2 separate regions of the Mus musculus genome follow, and region 2 is linked to region 1. The links are chromatin contacts, found by POLR2A ChIA-PET in ENCODE. All regions are on one chromosome and are shown on one strand. The core of a region is the stretch at or near the end of the contact, and the rest is flanking DNA. Distances in the headings are between cores, read along the strand shown. Region 1 has its middle 18 kb from the start of Esr2. Region 2 holds the start of Mthfd1 (methylenetetrahydrofolate dehydrogenase (NADP+ dependent), methenyltetrahydrofolate cyclohydrolase, formyltetrahydrofolate synthase).

What was found. ChIA-PET counts read pairs that join two places held with the same protein, here RNA polymerase II (POLR2A).
Region 2: POLR2A ChIA-PET joins it to region 1 with 11 read pairs in embryonic stem cell. The contact joins the promoter of Mthfd1 here to the enhancer-like site in region 1. POLR2A ChIA-PET finds 5 or more read pairs at or near these places in 3 of 5 experiments (Patski and embryonic stem cell).

The regions. Positions count from the first base shown.
Region 1 is chr12:76,191,614-76,198,360 of GRCm38, forward strand. No RefSeq gene overlaps it. Among named protein-coding and RNA genes, the nearest start is that of Esr2, 18 kb to the left of the region's middle. Within about 2 kb of position 4,588, at least 1 of the 3 ENCODE cell types and tissues checked has a DNase peak (open chromatin) inside an H3K27ac peak, as active enhancers do.
Region 2 is chr12:76,250,456-76,256,646 of GRCm38, forward strand. It overlaps Mthfd1 (methylenetetrahydrofolate dehydrogenase (NADP+ dependent), methenyltetrahydrofolate cyclohydrolase, formyltetrahydrofolate synthase), which reads left to right and starts at 4,777. Exons shown (of 28, transcript NM_138745.2): 1 at 4,777-5,089. The coding sequence starts at 5,049.

The sequences.
Region 1 (6,747 bases), core at 3,338-5,837:
CTCTGAAGAGGAAGGAGGATCTGAAACCCTGTAGAGCTAAGGGTCATAAAACCCCAGCCTAGAGGGTCCGAACACTAGAATGACGCCACTTGCCACTTCTGCCTGCCTCCTGCCTCCGCAGTTGACAATACTGGAAGAAACCAGAGAATGGCCTTTAAAGAGGTTTTCTTTGCCTGCTTATTTCCTTTTTCTTTTCTTTTCTTTTCTTTTCTTTTCTTTTCTTTTCTTTTCTTTTCTTTTCTTCTCTCCTCTCTCTCTCTCTCTCTCCCTCTTTCTCTCTCTCTCTCAGATTATATTAAAGACAGGCTTAAATGGTTGGACCTGGAGGGCATCATCCTGAGTGAGGTGACCCAATCACAAAAGAACTCACATGGTATGTTCTCACTGATAAGTGGATATTAGCCCAGAAACTTAGGATACCCAAGATATAAGATACAATTTGCGAAACACATGAAACTCAAGAAGAACGAAGACCAACGTGTGGACACTTTGCCCCTTCTTAGAATTGGGAACAAAACACCCACGGAAGGAGTTACAGAGACAAAGTTTGGAGCTGTGACGAAAGGATGGACCATCTAGTGATTGCCATATCCAGGGATCCATCCCATAATCAGCCTCCAAACCCTGACACCATTGCATACACTAGCAAGATTTTGCTGAAAGGACCCTGATATAGCTGTCTCTTGTGAGACTATGCCAGGGCCTAGCAAACACAGAAGTGGATGCTCACAGTCAGCTATTGGATGGGTCACACGGCCCCCAATGGAGGAGCTAGAGAAAGTACCCAAGGAGCTAAAGGGAACTGCAACCCTATAGGTGGAACAACAATATGAACTAACCAGTACCCCGGAGCTCTTGACTCTAGCTGCATATGTATCAAAAGATGGCCTAGTCGGCCATCACTGGAAAAAAAAGGCCCATTGGTCATGCAAACTTTATATGCCCCAGTACAGGGGAATGCCAGGGCCAAAAAGTGGGAATGGGTGGGTAGGGGAGTTGGGGGGAGGGTATGGGGGACTTTTGGGATAGCATTGGAAATGTAAATGAGGAAAATACCTAATTTAAAAAAAAAAAAAAAAGAAAGTGTCATGGGCCCTTAAAAAAAAAAAAAAAAAAAGGACAGGCTTATTGGGAAGCTGCTCTCAGTGGGTGAGTTCACTGGCCCCAAGTCGCCAGGTAGAAAAGGGGGAGTAGGGGAGGGAGAGAGAAAGAAACAGGCACGCGCAAGTGCAGAGAGAGAAGAGAAGAGGCCTGCCCACTATTTTGGTGCAGGTAGAGCAAATTAACCCACTGCCAGCTGAGAGGTGACATTTTTTTTTTTAGTTGTAGGTCAGGAAGTCATGGCAGAGAAAATGGAAAGTGAAATAAAGGCCACATGCAACAGAGCTGTCTCTGTGAGGACCCTCTGAATTTGACTAATCTGGATCTCACAGTCAGCATAAAATCTGCCGTCCATCTTCCGCCTTTGCTGTATCCCAATCTGCCGTCATAGCAGCTCATCCGTGATGGCTGTGAATGTGACCCTCACAAGCTCAACAGGAAACCATGACCACTTTCGTGTGTCTTTGCAGGCAAGGACCATTTTCCCAGCAGCTCTCCTGGAACACTTCAATGTCGCAGACAAAGAGAATGGGACAGCTCAATTAGCTTGTGTGACCAGCGCAGCACACAGGACCACAAAGCATTGTGACACGTAGCAAAGAGAGAGAGGAGGTGGCTCCAGGAAAAGAAACTAGAGAGTCAGTCCGGTCGCAGTTAGAATACTTCCTTTAGATCCAACCAGGACAGTCCCTTTAGGCTGCATTTCAACCTAAGCATGGTGGCACCAGCCTGTAATCCTGGAATTTTAGAAACAGAAGAATTGCTGCAAGTCCGAGGCCAAACTGGGCTGCATAGTGAGTTCCAATCCAGCTTGGGTCACATAAGTGAGACTCATACAAATAAGCATCCAAAATCTTCAGGTTATGTCTCACAGACAACTACAATCCCAGAACTTGAAATGTGGAGGCAGGAAGATCCGTTCAAGGCTACCAGGTATGAGCTGGGCATGGTGGCACATGCCTTTAATCCCAGGGTTTAGGAGTCAGAGATAGGCAGATCTCTGCAAGTTATGACTATAAGACCCTGTCCAAAAAAAAAAAAAAAAAAAAAGCCACATGCAAGTCTAGCCTTGGGCTACATAAATTCAAGGCCATCTTTGGCAACACAAGACCCTGTCTCAAATAATAAAAATACAAGGTATGGAGAGGTGACTTAGAGGTTAAGAACAGAGACTGTTTTTGCAGAGGACCTAAGTTGGATTCACACCACCCATATCAGGCAGCTGGAAAATTGCCTGTAACTCCAACTTCAGGGTACCTGAGGATCAAGCACCTTCTGGCCTCTTCAAGGACACTGCATGCACATGCATGCACATGCACATTCCATCCCATAGACACAGAATTAAGAGTAAAAGCAGAGGCTGAAGAGATGGTACAGCAAGTTAAAATGCTGAAGGCCAGCTCAGACACTACAGGAGCTGAGTGTGGAGTCAGCGATATGCTGATGACAATGGGTGTGACCCTGCCCCTAACACACACACACACACACACACACACACACACACACACACCCCTGCTGATAGTAGCAAGGAATCTATGGGGTCAGCACTAGTAATGCTAATGGGAGCAAAACTTAATTATCTGAGGCCAGGATTCTCAGAAACTCTGAACACTTTTAACTCTTTGGGGGATGGCAAGAAAAAAAAAGAAAGGAAGAAAGAATTCACACACTTATACACACAAAGTTAGTGGATGAAGCAAAAGAGGCTTCAACAAGCAAGCTTCAACAACTCCACACATAGCAGACAGACAGACTGACAGACACATACTCACACATTGGGTGGGTAGAGCAAAGCTCTAACCATTTTACAAACATACATACATACATACATACATACATACATACATACATACATACAGTTGGATAGAGCAAAGCTCTAACAAGCAAGCTCTAAAGTTTTTTTTTTTCCCCTTTAGTCCTTTTATATTCTCTAAGACAAAGTTCTCCACGAAGAATTACCTCATTCAGAAACAAAATTGTTACATAAGAGGAAGTTACAGCACGATTCTTGGTTACATAAGACTTATTTATTTTATGTGAGCACCCTGTAGCTGTCTTCAGACACACACCAGAAGAGGGCATTGGATCCCATTACAGATGGTTGTGAGCCACCATGTGGTTGCTGGGAATTAAACTGATTACATGTTTTTCCATTAAAACTGCTAACTAAACATTTTTTAATCTTTTATTCTACGAGTTCATTGTAAGTCCAGGGCAGTACTTTTATCTATTTTTTTTTATTCCATAAACTCATTAAAAGCAATAGTTTTAGCTATCTTCTACTTTACAAATTCATTGTAAGTTCAAAGCAATAGTTCTAAAAGTCATTAAATTAACAAAGTTTTTACCAATAAACAGGCCATCTATCTTATGTCTTATTTTTTAACTCTAGCTAATTATCCATTTTATGTTGTTACACTCATATTAGAATTACCCACTCCTTACTTTACTTACCATGGTGTGCACTGAGACTTATGGCCTCGTCCCTGGGGGAGTACAGCAAGGACAAACAGGAGAAGGCACAGCAGGAGCAAGAAGCAGTCATGGGACAAGGTACACCCATCCCAGCCATGCCAAATGGTGGGTCATCTCCAGGAAGCTCACTTGCCCACTGGAGCTCTTCCTGCATGGTGTCTGCCATTAAGAGAATGCACTGCTCTTTCAGAGAGCCCACGTTTGGTCCCTAGCACCCACACAGTAGCTCACAACGTTACCTATCACTCCAGTCCCAAGGGATCCAATACTCTCTTCTGATTTCCTTTGGCATTGCATGCACCTCATGCAAATGCATACACGCAGGCACCCACATATACACATAGAGTAAATAAATGACTTAAGATAAACACACGCACAGCTGGTGAGGTAGAGGTACACGGATCTCTGTGAGTTAGAGGCCAGTTGGTCTACATAGCCAATTCCCAGGCCATCCTAGGCTACATACTAGATGGCTCAGAGGTTGTGAGCACTGGCTGCTCCTGCAGAAGACAAGGGTTCAGTTCCCAGCACCCACATAGCAGTTCCCAGCTGCTTGTAAGTCCAGGTCCAGGGGACTCAACACTTTCTGGCCTCCACAGGCACCAGGCACACAACACGGAACACTCACAAATATATAGACACTCACATATACACGTAAAATAAAAATAAGAATTTTTTAAAAGTAATAAGCTGCGCATGGTGGCACAGCCTGTAATGCCAGCCCTTGGAAGGAAAACAATCTCTGTGAGTTTAAAGCCAGCTTGCAGAGCTGAGTACACGTACAGCTTAGGGGAACCTTGCACACGGAGCACATGCAGAGTTGTAGCCAGCACTGCAAGGTTCTGGAAAACTTCCCAGCATTTAGAGTCAGACCCCAGTCTGGCTGATCTGAGAGAAAATGCGAAGCCGCCAGGAGCCAAGACAGGGAAATCACCTGCCTGCTGCGACAGAGACCAACAGGCACGCAACTCTGCCCCGCCCAACACCCCGCCCGGGCAGCGCCCTGACACCACCCCCACACCCTGATTGGCTGGAATCCAGGCACGTTTTGTTGCCAGGTCTTCGATGGACACAAGAGCAGTCCGCCTGCGCAGGCTCAAGTCGGGTAAAACTGGCTTTGCCGCACTGTTGGGATCTTCAGGACCTCAAGTTTTGTAGCAACCCGAAAGCAAATTCTGAGCAGGAAGGTGGCCTTAGCCTAGATGGCCATTTGAGTTTTCTGACCCGCAGGCAAGGACATTGGGTAGGGTCCCTCCATGTGGAAGGGAACACTTAGAGTTGAAGGCCAGCGGACAGTGAAGGAGGAGAATTTTGGGAAACCCCTGGCTGTAAAACCTAACGACTCCTACGATGACCGCCAAAGAACAGAAGCAGAATACAATGTCTCAGGGCTGTGCCTTCTAGCTCAGGTGCTTCTGGTACCACAAGATCCTGTAATTACAGAAAGTGTTTTGTCAGAGTAATTGAAGCTGCCCACAACCCCATCATTAGAACTCAGAGATCCAAGTCACATTTATTATCTTGAGATAATGTTAAGATTCTAAGCAGCTCCAGCCTTGAAGCAAGCTGTTCGTTCAGCAATGATCCAGAGCTTTTTGTACCTCTGTCTCCCTCTGCTGTTTGATTCGGGACACTGCAGTCCTCTGTGATTCTTTTATTCGCGAGGAAGGGCTGACTGTGGAAAGACCTAAGGCTTCTGTGCTTTGGAGCCAGCTTTCTGTCTTTTGTTTGGGTTGTAGCTGGCAGCATGTGTACTGATCTCAGGCAGCCTGCAGCGCAAGCAGTCAGGAGACCTGGTCTGGCTGTCCTGTGTCCTGTGTAGACAAGGAGGATGTGGGGAAGCGAACACAGAAAGGCTCCTTTGGGCATAGATACCCACATCAGCTCACTGTCTCTGCAAAACAAAACAAAACAAAACAAAACAAAACAAAACAAAACAAAACAAAACAAAAACAAAAAACAAAAAAACTACCGTACAGGCAGTTGCACTCCAGGGTCCCCTGTCCATCTCTAGGCTGAGTGAATCCGACCCTGGCGCTGCCCAAGTCCCAGCTCTGGGCTGGGGTGCTGCCCCTGGCTGTAGCTGTCTGCCTGGGGCTTGAGGACGGAGCCTCTCTGGAGCTCTCTGTAGTCGCCTCATACAGAGTCAACAATCCACACACTGCTGCAGCCTTAGATGGATGCCCCAGCCATTTATTCGGGGGTGGGGGTCGGGGCAATGGACTTTTCTCTCAGGTTAGTCAGTAAATGCTGCATAAGACGATATGCAGTGAGCTTTCATAATTACACTAAAGAAAGATATAGGCTTGGGACAACTTTGTGTTCAAGGAAACCTTCAGTTCCAAGGATGAAGCCACAGGTGTGCACACGATAAGGCAAGCCCATGTAAAACCTGTTGTTGGAACTTAGAATGAGCTTAGAGAAGGAAACACTGCTTTGAACTTGTTCTTCATACCTTTCTGAAACTCCCTTTTTATGGAACATTTTATCTATAAAGTAATTCTTTCTTACATAGAGAACTTTTTGTCTAAAACGCTATAAAAAGGCTGATAGCAATAAAGAAAGGTGGTGTAGCTGTTTTCCACTTCACCCAAAGTGTGTGTGTGTGTGTGTGTGTGTGTGTGTGTGTGTTCTCTGTGTGAGTGACTTCTTTCCCTTTTCTCTTTTCTTTCCTTTCCTTTCCTTTCCTTTCCTTTCCTTTCCTTTCCTTTCCTTTCCTTTTTTCTTTTTTCTTTTCTTTTCTTTCTGGTTCAAAAAGTGTTAACGAGCTCTGAGCCTCTCAGAGGCTTCTAGCTGACTTGCCCGAGAAAGGAGCAGCAGCAAGAAATCCTTTTTGTAATTTCCCGGTGTTTATTTAAGCATTAAGAGTCAAGTTTGTTTGTTTGTTTGTTTTGGGGTTTTTTTTTTGGTTTTGTTTTTTGGTTTTTTGGTTTGTTTGTTTTTTTGTTTTTGTTTTTGTTTTTGTTTTTTTAGTGCTTGTGGAAGGCACAGAATAATAACAAAGAGTTAAGATTCCCCCAGAGTTTATTTAAGCACAAAGTGTTAAGTTTCCCCAGTGCTTCTTTAAGCACAGAGAGTTGAAGAGAAAAGAAGCCAGCAGTTTTCAGCCACAGAATAAGTACGAGAGTGTTAAGTTTCCAGAAGCCGTCAGCTTCCAGCCCCCAGCAGTCA
Region 2 (6,191 bases), core at 3,527-6,026, 59 kb after region 1:
GGCGGGCTTGCATGGCATGTGTTTTTACCCATGGGGCCACCTCCCCTACCCATCTCCTGGAATTCTAAACATTGAAATGTTCTAGGGACTGGATGTCCAGGAGGCATCTAAGAACATTTTAATTTAATCGATTCTCTTTGAGAGTCTTGTCCCCCAGTATGATCCTTTCACCAAAAAAGTTAAAATGGCAGTTCTACCTGCCTAGTCACTCAGGCCAAGTCCTTGCTTTCTCTCTCACACTCCAAGCCCCCCTCTGAGTCCGGTTTCTCTCACACCAGATGCCCAGAGAAACTTCTCTTACTACACTTGTAAGCAGGGCACTTAGACTGAGCGTGGGGAACATTGGTTGTGTGCTTGCCTAGCACGTGTGTTGTGTGAGTTTCAACCTTCCACAGTGTAAGTAGACAAAAAACAAAACAAAAACATTAAAATATCATTTCCCATCCCCTTCTGATATGAGCACCTATCCTTTTAGTGCCCTCTCCCTCTCCCCCCTCCCTCTCCCTCTCCCTTCCCCTCCCCTTCCCCCTTCCCCTCCCCCTCCCCCTTCTCCTCCCCCTCCCCTTCTCCCTTCCATTCCTCCTCCCCTTCCCCCTCCCTCTCTCCCTCTCTCAGTTCCTTGGTTTTTCCTTTTGTTGTTTTTCAAGAAAAGATTTCTTTGTGAAGCCCTGGCTGTCCTGAAACTTGCTCTGTGGACCAGGCTGGCCTTAAACTCAGAGGTTCACCTGCCTCTGCCTCCCTGGTGCATACTACTCTGCCCGACTGTGGTGGATTGAAAGCCCTCCAAGCTCAGATGGTTGGATACTTTGTTTCCCAGTGAGTGGAAGATTAGGAAGTATTGTTGAAGAAGGTATGTCCCTGGGAGAAGGCTTTGAGGTTTTAAAGCCTTTTGCCTTTTCCTGTGAATTATCTGCTTCCTGTTAGGGGTTTGACATGTGAGCTCATCACTGCTGCTCTCATGCTTCCTGTGATAGTGATGGACCCTCTGGAACCATAAGCCCCAAATAAAACCTTCTTTCTATAAATTGCTTTGGTCATAGTGTTTTATCACAGTAACAGAAAAGTTACTAACACACTGGCTCATCTGACTTTTTTTTTTAATAGCATGTCTTTGGGCTAGGGGTGTCACTTAGCAACCAGTGTAACATTTGCCCACCGAGTACAAGATCTTAGCTTTTGTCCCTAGCGCAGAAAAATAAATAAATAATAACATGGCTATTCTTTCATCTCTAAAATTACATATTTAATCGATGTTTGTATCCTCCACCAGAATATAATTTACTGTGATGCTCAGCTCTCTCAGGTGCTGTCAGCATTTGGAGCAGAATTATTGTCAGGAAATGGCTGTTCAACAGTTACTTGCTCGATGAATGAATTTTACAGGTTATACAGAGCTGAAAACCAGTCTGCTTAGAGGGCAGAGGCAATACCTTAGGGATGAGGCATCAAGGTTCGGGGCCTAACCTAGTCATAGCTTTGTGCCTTGGGCTTATGGGCTTAAGACCATTTCCCTACCTGTTAAATGAGGCTTGGGCCTCTTTCTCACCAACAAAGTAGCTAAATTAGTGAAAATCTTCTTTGAAATCCAATATTCAGAAACACTAACTGCAATCTATGAACCATTTTCTTGCATTTAAAAATCCCTGGGGACTGGAGAGATGGCTCAGCGGTTGAGAGCACTGACTGCTCTTCCAGAGGTCCTGAGTTCAAATCCCAGCAACCACATGGTGGCTCACAACCACCCATAATGAGATCTGACACCCTCTTCTGGAGTGTCTGAAGCCAGCTACAGTGTACTTACATATAATAAATAAATAAATATTTAAAGATAAAAGGGAAAGAAGAAAAGAAACCTTATTTGTGTATGTATAATTTGTGTGTGCAGGAGCCATGGATGTCAGAAGAGGAAGTTGGGTGGCCTAGAACTGGAGTTGTAGGTGGTTATAGTCTGCTGTGTGGGTGCTGGGAACCAAGCCTGGGTCTTCTTCAAAAGCACCAAAAGCTCTTAACCACTGAGCCAGAACTACTTTCTCTCTTTTTCTTTGCTTTAATGCCAGCACTCAGGAGGCAGAAACAGGCAGATCTCTGTGAGTTCCAGGCCAGTTTGGTCTACAGATCAAGTTCCAGGACAGCCAAGGCTACACAGAGAAACCTTGTCTTTAAAAAAGCCCCCCCCCAAGAATAGTAAAGGAGGGGCTGGAGCTGTAGTTTATTAGTAGAACTCATGTTTAACCATAGTAGAAGCCCTGGGTTGGATACCCCCCCCCAAAAAAAACCCCAACCAACAATGAAGACAGTGTCAATTTTCTAATTATATCATGGTGACAGTTACACAGCTCTGTAAATGTAAACATTGTAAACTAAAAACCATACACTTGCATTCTTTAAAATGGGAAAATGTTTCTTTCAGTCTACATATTAGACTTGAGTTAAACTGCTAATGAAATAAAACAGAGATTATCTAACTATATATGGATGTAATGTAAAACAATCCCAGATTTCAGGCAAAAGTCACAAACTAAAATACACACATTAGTACAGGAAAAAAAAAAAGCCCAACAACAACAAATTCAGTGCAAACTGTGCCCTGGCATGGGGGAACTTAGCTGCTGGTAGAAGCCCCTTGCCTAGCTAGCATGCCAGGCCCTGGGTTAATTCCTAGGGCAGAAAGGTTGGGGTGGGGGGTGGGGGATGGGAAGTGGGGGTGGGGGCAGCCACATGTCCTGCCATTGGTTGAAACAAGCCACTCTAACAATGGTTGCTAAATCCATAGCCATGTGGTGATGTTCTAAGGAAGGACTTATCTGTAGAACAATGTGGGGAAACTGTAGCCAGACAACGGTAATGTTGGGAAGGAGCCAAAGAAACTTATTCTAAAAACTAACATTTTGTTTACAGATTAGCATTTATAGGGAAAAACTAAATCCAATGTACCAGGCCCTAGGGCAGCTTGGGACTTCCCTATAGCTGAACAGCTTCTGCTGTGAACAGCTGTCTGAATCCAGACATCTCAGGGACAGCTTGTAAGGAGGCAGTTGTCTGAATCCAGCCATCTCAAGGACAACTTCTCCATCTTGTTGGCAGGGTCAAACAACCTAGGAGCGAACACCTACCCCACTTCTCCAAATGTTTTCTTAACTGTCTGTTAACAGGTAAAGAATATAGAAATTGCTGTTTTTCTAAACCAAGGTACATATGTTATAAAAATATATAACCAATCACCTGTCCTGCTCTAGTTAACTACATGCAGCTGATCAGCTCCTTTGTCCCCTTATCACTCTGAGCTCCAGACCTAAAGTTCAGGAGAATGAATTAAGGACCTTGAAGTCAGGTCCCTTGGATTCACCCAGTCTCCAGCGGGTACTCCCTTGCTTAAGCCAAAATGTCAACCAAAATACAATTGGATAACACTGCAGCTCACCCCAGCTCACCCCAGCTCACTTCTCACTTTGTGTTCCCATCCTTTTAAAATGTTGTACAGTATCCTTCCTGGGACATGTTTCAGGTCCTGAACTGGCTGCCTTCCTGAGCGCTCAGAGAATAAAGCTTTCATTTTTAAGCTTCCTGAGTCTGAAATAAGTTTTCTCGGCTTGTACCTCGAACCCAACAGTAAGAATCCAGCCCAGTTCCAGCGGCAGAAAAAGCAAAGTCAAGGCAGTGGCTCTGATGTATTCCTCTACCACCAGGCTCCCGAGGACATGGCCAAACTCATTTCTGCACCAGGGCAAATGGGGAGGGATGCCAGCCTTGCTGGCATCTAGCTGATGAACAAAGTAGTCTCTGCTTCAATACTGATTTGGTCCGCTGAGACCAGAGGATCACTCGTCCTGAACTCTGCTCCCTTCACGCTGATGAAGCCCCACGCTTCTGCTCTGAGGTCCCTCTTAGCTGCTGGGCTGAGCCTGCTTTTGGGCTTCAACCCTGGGAGGATAGCAGGTTTTAGTTATGGAAGGCTGGGTTCAGTAGTAGCGAACTTGTCTCTATGTCAAGGCTGTGGATTGATCGTCCCTGCTGTTACTAGAATTGCGAGCCAGACCCTGGGCTCTGAGAATCTAATAAACCAGGTTAGTCACCATCCTTAATAAGTCGATTAAACAAGTAATGGTAAGATATAGAAAAAGGAGATTTATTCAATACGGCCACATTGGGAAGAGGGACAAAGAGAAGTCTTATCTTCTGAGTTCTAATATGAAACTGAGGTTTAAGTAAAGAGTCAGACTTGATATAGAGTTGAACAGTGAAGGTCGAGGTGTGGACCTGTCCATTACTGTCTTGGCTTCAGTCCTGCAAGGTGATCTCTGAAATCTCTTTCCCCGGAAACAAATTTCTACTCTGGCTGGTGGAAAAGCAATTCCCTGGAGTGCTTCCTCCGCAGATGGCTAACCAGAGGGACACAATTGCCTCGTTAAGGATAGCCTCACTCTTGCTAGGAGGGTAACAGAGAGGCAGTTATCCCAGGTGTTCCCCACCACACTCTGAAAGCTAGGGCCTATGACAACGTGGAAAGCCGCATTGCCTGCTCCAGGTCAGTAGCCGGAATCAGCTTAAGGCCTCCAAGATCCTGCCCGGAGAAGCCAGTACGATCCAAAATCACACTGCTTTGCAGGACTCTGTCGCCGCAACCTAGGTCACGCAAACTTGCTCAGACAGGCCCATTCCTGCCCGGACTCCGCCCAGTTCCACCGCGCCCCCTACACACTATCTCTGATTGGCTAAAAGCGAGGCGGGAAGCTCCCGGCTCATCAGAGGCGGGCTCCACACAGGCTCTTTCCGCAGCCAGTCATTGCCGCCAACCAGTCTTTGGTGACAACCCTCTTGCTGCCTGGGCCCACCGGCTCCCGCAGACGCTCCTGGGCCTCCTCTGTCAGCGGGTCACGACGTCTTTCCGGGTCGCCTGCGCACCTTCGCTGCTGAGCGCGACGCAGGCGCACTAGCTGATTTCTCCCGGGAGGTCCCTGAGCACGTGGGTTGTGCTGTCCTGCGCGCGCGGAGCGACTGGAACCTGATTTTTGCTGGTGTTCACCGTGGGTGGCAGACTAGCAAAGGCCATGGCACCAGCGGGAATCCTGAACGGGAAACTGGTTTCTGCGTAAGTACTTGCCAGTGATAGTGGTGGTGGGCTCAGAGCAGGGCGTGCAGATCCCCAAGCGCCTGGGCTCTGCAGGAGAGGTGCTTAGATGGGGTTTGCGGGAAGAGAGGACATCGACACGGGCTCCTAGAATCTGAAGACTGGTTTCCTGAAGCCAGAGAAACACATGCCCGGCCCAATGTGCAATTGCAATAGACTGCCTGGGGTGGCTGCATTCCTAGGTTTGGCGGCAAGTCCTGACCTGACCTTGTTCTCAAAAGTGTAGCTGCTGGCATCATTCTGCCTAGACACGGGCTACCTGAGGAGTCCAACCTCAGAAACCCAGCATAGCCGCTTGTCTGGCAATTTGGTGGTGATTCGGTTGTGGCAAGATTTGACACGGGTGATTGGTCAAATCAGAGAGAGGGTCTCTTTCTAATTTTTTGTTTGTTTGTTTTCTGACAAAGGGTCTCTCCACGGAGCCCTGGCTGTCCTGCAACTTACTCTGTAGACCATGCTGATCTTGAACTCACAGAGATCCCCTCCTGCCTCTGCCTCCTGAGTGCTGGGATTAATGGCTTGGGCTACCACACCTGGCCTAGAGGGTTTCCTCTAATTCAGCGCATTCCTCATTACACCAAATGCTGTCTTTTTTTCTCTTTCACCCCGCCGGCTTCACTTCCAAGGTATCGCACAGGCAAGGCAAGCGCCGCACCACTCAGCTACTACGCCAGCGCTCGCTTGCTCTACCCTTTAACAGCCTACCTATCCGTCCTGGCGCTAAAGTTACTTTTCAGTTTGGCTCTTGTGTGCTGACCCTATTCCATATTCCGTCAGACCACCTGTTCTGGCCGTGCAGATTTAAATGCTTAACTAGTGGGAATGTTTGCCAAGTGTCGTCCCAGAGAGTAGCACCCTTTTGCTGTTTGGGAGAGAGGGCTGGGAATTGAGCCCCTAAGTGTGGAGCCCGAAAGTGTGCATAACATCTGGGCTACATTCCTTGCTTTTTGTTTAGGGAGTGAGTGTTGGGGACTGCTGAGGAGAGAGAAAGGTCTGTTTTTGTGAACTTGCTGAAGGTTGCTTTTCCGACATTAGGTATCTGGTTATTTATTAACTGCTGGGG